Regions from separate parts of the Homo sapiens genome. Here region 2 is linked to region 1. A link is a loop called in an ENCODE intact Hi-C map of the cell type or tissue named here. Cell type or tissue: mammary epithelial cell. All regions are shown on one strand. Links, peaks and the distances in the headings refer to the core of each region. The heading gives the core; the rest is flanking DNA. Region 1 holds the start of PTGS2 (prostaglandin-endoperoxide synthase 2). Region 2 has its middle 70 kb from the start of PACERR.

Region 1 (2,921 bases), core at 251-2,750:
TTTTGGCGATTAAGATGGAAGGCAAACTTAAAAGCTATCTTAAAGTCTTTTTGATAAGCTTGGAAATATGTTTTTAGATTAGGCTTACAGTATTATAAAGCATATTTTTCTTTGAGAAGGCTAAAAACCTTAGAAAGACACTTGTACTTACATGTCAACACATAACTCATAATTGCATTTCGAAGGAAGGGAATGTTATTCACAACGTTCCAAAATCCCTTGAAGTGGGTAAGTATGTAGTGCACTGTGTTTGGAGTGGGTTTCAGAAATAATTTTATTCTTGTCAAAAATTCCGCTGCAAGAAGACGAAGAAAGGGAGGGAGAAATTAATGGGACTCATTATAAGACACAAATCTATACAATGATAACTGTATCCAGCCCCACTCCTAATGAGGCAACCAAAGGACAAACTTACGTGTTGAGCAGTTTTCTCCATAGAATCCTGTCCGGGTACAATCGCACTTATACTGGTCAAATCCCACACTCATACATACACCTCGGTTTTGACATGGGTGGGAACAGCAAGGATTTGCTGCAATTAAAGGACAGCAAATAAATCATTCTCTAGTGTCTTAATCTTAATTTAAACATTTAATTGTTTGACTATGAATCAACTTTACAATAATAAATTCAAGAAATATATAGGTAGTCATGGAAATACAATTTTTTAACCTGCCTTAGAATGGATAAAACGTAGAAATACCAATTTTCTATTCTAAATAAGGATAACAGCATATTCAACTTGGTACATCATGTTACTAAGCTTTTCTTAGTTAACTCTTTAGATGTTAAAATTAGCATTTTTAAGAAGTTCAAATAAGTAGCACTTCACTTTCCAAATTAAAATGGATCTAGTACACTAATCAACATTTAGGGAAAAATTCAAAGTAAAACAGCTTACTTTTAAGACATTTTGCTTATCTTAAAACATAATCCGGGCTTTCCTGGGAGCAGGAAAGAACTGACTAGAATATTTAAAACAACTTCTTCCACTCAATAAAAAGGTTCCAAATATAAACAATTCACATATATTGATCAGATCCTGTCTTATCATAATGACAACCTGCAAATTAGTATCATCTATCCCTATTTAGGAGGTGAGAGTGTCTCAGATCGGTTAAGTAACTGGCTCATAATGATCAGTGCTTGTGGGAAAGCTGGAATATCCACGGAGTTCTTTCGAACTCTAGCGGTCCAAGCTCTTTCCCAAGTCACGTAGCTTCTCTATTCGGAGAGAAGTCGGAGTACTGGGATAGACCCAGGAGGTCAGAGCGGAAACTCTGCCCGGGTGCGTGGAACCGGAGTCCCCGGTGCGCGGCGCCAGGTACTCACCTGTATGGCTGAGCGCCAGGACCGCGCACAGCAGCAGGGCGCGGGCGAGCATCGCAGCGGCGGGCAGGGCGCGGCGCGGGGGTAGGCTTTGCTGTCTGAGGGCGTCTGGCTGTGGAGCTGAAGGAGGCGCTGCTGAGGAGTTCCTGGACGTGCTCCTGACGCTCACTGCAAGTCGTATGACAATTGGTCGCTAACCGAGAGAACCTTCCTTTTTATAAGACTGAAAACCAAGCCCATGTGACGAAATGACTGTTTCTTTCCGCCTTTTCGTACCCCCCACAAATTTTTCCCTCCTCTCCCCTTAAAAAAATTGCGTAAGCCCGGTGGGGGCAGGGTTTTTTACCCACGGAAATGAGAAAATCGGAAACCCAGGAAGCTGCCCCAATTTGGGAGCAGAGGGGGTAGTCCCCACTCTCCTGTCTGATCCCTCCCTCTCCTCCCCGAGTTCCACCGCCCCAGGCGCACAGGTTTCCGCCAGATGTCTTTTCTTCTTCGCAGTCTTTGCCCGAGCGCTTCCGAGAGCCAGTTCTGGACTGATCGCCTTGGATGGGATACCGGGGGAGGGCAGAAGGACACTTGGCTTCCTCTCCAGGAATCTGAGCGGCCCTGAGGTCCGGGGGCGCAGGGAATCCCCTCTCCCGCCGCCGCCGCCGTGTCTGGTCTGTACGTCTTTAGAGGGTCGAGGAAGTCACGTCGGGACAGACTGGGGCGAGTAAGGTTAAGAAAGGCTGACATGTTTTATGTTTTAGTGACGACGCTTAATAGGCTGTATATCTGCTCTATATGCAGCACATACATACATAGCTTTTTAAAAAACTCTTATTTTGTGGAATGAAATAGCTACCTTCAGTGTACATAGCTGTAATTTATCTTTGTAGCTAAGTTGCTTTCAACAGAAGAAATACTGTTCTCCGTACCTTCACCCCCTCCTTGTTTCTTGGAAAGAGAGGCGGGAAAGGTAAATTCTCCTCATAATACTGGTCCTAAGCAGTTACCCTGTAAATAGTTAATGTGAGCTCCACGGGTCACCAATATAAAGTTTCCTGCCTTCTGATGGACAAAGGAAGCGGCGATGGCCAGAATTTGCAGGGACGCTAAATGTCCAAAACGTATGCCTTAAGGCATTTCTCTCCCTGATGCGTGGATTATTTTGGTTACTAGCCCTTCATAGGAGATACTGGTAAAATAAATTCGAGTTTTAAAGTTCACTCTTTTGTCTTTTCTGTCCACTTTTCCAAGATTATGAGTTGTGACCATGGATCAAAGTACAACATAGCATTTACTTTTCAGTTGCCTGGGCTTATTGGGGCTAATTTTCTATTCTCGTTTTGGAACATAGTTGGATGAGGAATTAATTAGATGGAAGGGAGATTTTGACAGTTGGAATTTCATCTTTGCTTTTGTTTAACATCTATCATGGGTAGTGCTCAGGGAGGAGCATGTGAGGGTGAGATACTAAAAAATATATATATGTATATGTGTGTGTGTATATATACATATATATATACACACACACCAGAAAAGAAGTGGAAAATAGAAAATTCAGTTATGTCCTAAGTCCTTAGCATTACAGGAAAATGACAGCATAA
Region 2 (2,921 bases), core at 302-2,801, 70 kb after region 1:
TAACTTAATATAAGGCATTTAGATGTGTAATTTAATTCAATCACTTCTGCACACTTGGTGCCTAACTGGTTTTTTTATTACATAATCATTTCTCCATTTAGATCTCAGAGTATAAACCAAAACCTTTCTTTGGGGGGTGTTTGTGCATGTCTGTGTATGTCTGTGTGGGCTTGAATGTTTTACAAATATTTGGTACTTAGCAGATTTTTTTTTCCAAGCAGATGTTCATCAAAGACTTCCATGAATTTGTACTTATAGTGATTAACATTAAGAACAACATTTATGGATGAAAAATAGACATCTTTATTATTTTAAAAAATGGCTCACTAAATTCCTTTTGAAAAATTATAGTATTTTTAGTCCTGATGAGAACATATAGACTGTATAGAAGTTTATCAAAATCATTATTCTGCTGACTTTATTTAACAAGAGTTTCAGATAAGTAAAACTTTAAAATGCTAATTAGCTCAAATTCTGCATCTGCATTATGCAATTATAAATGTGTATTTTACCCCTCAAGTGTTAAGCACCTTTTATTCATCAATTACAGACTGACCAAATCTCTATATTCGTTTCGTCTGTTTAATACAGGTGAGGCATACGCATGTTTCCTGGCTGGAGAACCACTTATTTGTTTAATATTTATTTTTAAACTGAAGAATGAAGAAAATAAATTTCAAAACGTCGGAGTCCAAAAGAATGTGGCTAAAATATGTACATGAAATACTGTACTAAAACAGTCCACAGTCATCAGTAAATGCATATCCATTAACGGGTAAGTTACCAAATTCATACCACTCAGCAGCATTGTAATGCTGACTAATAAAAAATCAGCATTTTTAATAAGCATTATGGTATTCTCTGATCTGGCATGAAAGTAATCAGGTGTTCACATGCCTAAGGTGAGGGCTAATAGGTGCCTCCCAAATTATTGCACCACCTTTACTTCCCCAGGGAAAATATCACTAAAAGGTTAGAAATGTAGAGGAGTGCAATGTAATTTGAATTTTGAATCTCCTTTCCTTGTCCCTTCATAAACTGAAATCTACCTGTGGATCCTCATTTGATAAATAAGTTGAATTATGACTTTGAGGCAGCTGATCATCATGTGTGGAGTCAAACTCAAGTCCTAGTTTAAGTCAAAACCTTTAAAACTAGTGACTGGTTGAGAAAATGAATAGGCTACTACAGCACATTGAGAATTTTAAGCAATTCATTGATTGCTTAATGAATAGCATGTGTCAAGGCCAGATTAAGAAACATGATCTTCTAACAGGGAATCCATGTAACTGCCTTTAGTCACTAAGTATTGGAATTTAGGCCCAGCCCTGTTGTCATCTCTCTGAGGAAAACAAAGCAATAGGAGGCATGATTCTTGCCCTCAAGTGCTAGCTTCACATTCACAGGGATGACACAACAATATGTTTAAGACTGAAACTGCATATTTCTCAAGAACAATCAGTATTTGAGAAATTGAAAGATATATTTGGGAAGAGTACCCGAAAAAGTTTCCTGAATAAGTTGGCTCTTTAAGAGGGTCTTAAAGAGTGAGTAAAAATTAATCAATAATTCTTAGCCCTGGCTGTACATTAGAATAGTCTAATCTTTTAAACACTACCTGGGCCCCACCCTTAGAAATTGTGACCTAATTGGTCTAGGGTGGGGCCCATTATTTTTTTACAAAGTTCCCCACTGATTTTAATGTCCTGGCAGGGTTGAGAACTTTGGAGTAATACAATGAAGAAGGGAAAGGGAAGAGGAAAAGTAAAAGTTTAAGAACATGTGGCAATTCGTTCAATAAAAACATTTATTGAGTATCTACTTGATGCTAGCATTGAACTAGGTGGTGGGTAAAATAAAAATAATTCAGAAGTGATGCTTGAAGTTTTCTATCTAGTAGAGAGAATCACGGATAAACAAGTTATTACAATGCCATATGATACTTGTATATGTGTGTGTATATCTCTTTTTCCTGTGCTCCATAGCACATTACAGGAGAATGATTGTTGTATTTTTGTTGCTTAGAGCACTGGTTTTCAAAATTGGTTACAGATTGGAATCACCTGAAGGGCACTAAAAAGTACTGATGTTTGGGTCCCACACCCAGAAATTCTAATTTGATTGGTTTTGGAATCAAAATTTTAATGTAAATATGAAAACAAACCCCAAACCTCCCTAGGTTATTCCAATACACAGCACTGGACTAAAGATACTGGCCTGACAGAAGTGAAAGGTGCATTTAGGAGTCAGGTTGCCAGGCAAAACAATATTGAATGAAGCCCTGATCCAAGCAGAGATCTGGGGATCCCTACACTGAATGAGTTGCTGTCCTTGATGGTTCTCTGTGATCCAATGAAAAGGGAATTTTTAGAAGTATTCTCTGGCAACAAAACAAGGAGTAGAATATGGGAAGGAGTTGCCAAAAGTGATTTGTCCGTTAGGCACAATAGCCATAGTGCCTAGGGGCCCAACAAAATGTATTAATGTTCTTTAAAATCAGAAATAACAACTTCTAGGTAGAAGAAGCTGTCTTATATATAATAGTAGCATATCGATCTTTTTAACCAACACAATAGTAAAATATAATTTTTAGTGTGTGTTTGTATAAAATGGAGGAAGGGACCCACAAAGGTAAAAGTGCTTAGGTCCAATGGAAGTCATACCACAGCTCTGGATTAAAGGAGAACCTAGTCTCAACGAATTTCAATTTCTTTCAGATATATTATTTGTACAAATAAGAAGCATTTGCTTTCTTATTCCTTTGAATTTTTCCACCTTGATTTCTCAGAAGTGGAATGCAAGGGCCAAGTCTTTAGTCTTATTAGAATATCTAGTTCCATGTTGGAAGGAACTAATTGAATGAAACAAAACATCTGGTTCTGAAAGGCTATATGCTGTCAGAGGACACATGATGGGTCCTG

Evidence for each region. Peaks named below come from ENCODE experiments on the same cell type or tissue, not always from the same donor. Only the 100,000 strongest peaks of a DNase experiment are listed, where the experiment ranks them.
Region 2: it touches region 1 in a loop (7-fold over the local background); 2 of 110 quality-filtered maps call a loop at or near these places.

Annotation. Positions count from the first base shown.
Region 1 is chr1:186,678,907-186,681,827 of GRCh38, forward strand. PTGS2 (prostaglandin-endoperoxide synthase 2) reads right to left here and starts at 1,517. Exons shown (of 10, transcript NM_000963.4): 1 at 1,333-1,517; 2 at 416-532; 3 at 152-295. The coding sequence starts at 1,384. PACERR (PTGS2 antisense NFKB1 complex-mediated expression regulator RNA) reads left to right here and starts at 1,748. Exons shown (of 1, transcript NR_125801.1): 1 at 1,748-2,540. In mammary epithelial cell, for the core only: a CTCF peak has its summit at 1,453; a DNase peak (open chromatin) is centred at 1,605; H3K4me3 peaks cover 2,500 bases; H3K27ac peaks cover 2,322 bases.
Region 2 is chr1:186,749,145-186,752,065 of GRCh38, forward strand. No RefSeq gene overlaps it. Among named protein-coding and RNA genes, the nearest start is that of PACERR, 70 kb to the left of the region's middle. In mammary epithelial cell, for the core only: no CTCF peak of the experiment used is centred there; a DNase peak (open chromatin) is centred at 1,317; H3K27ac peaks cover 2,167 bases.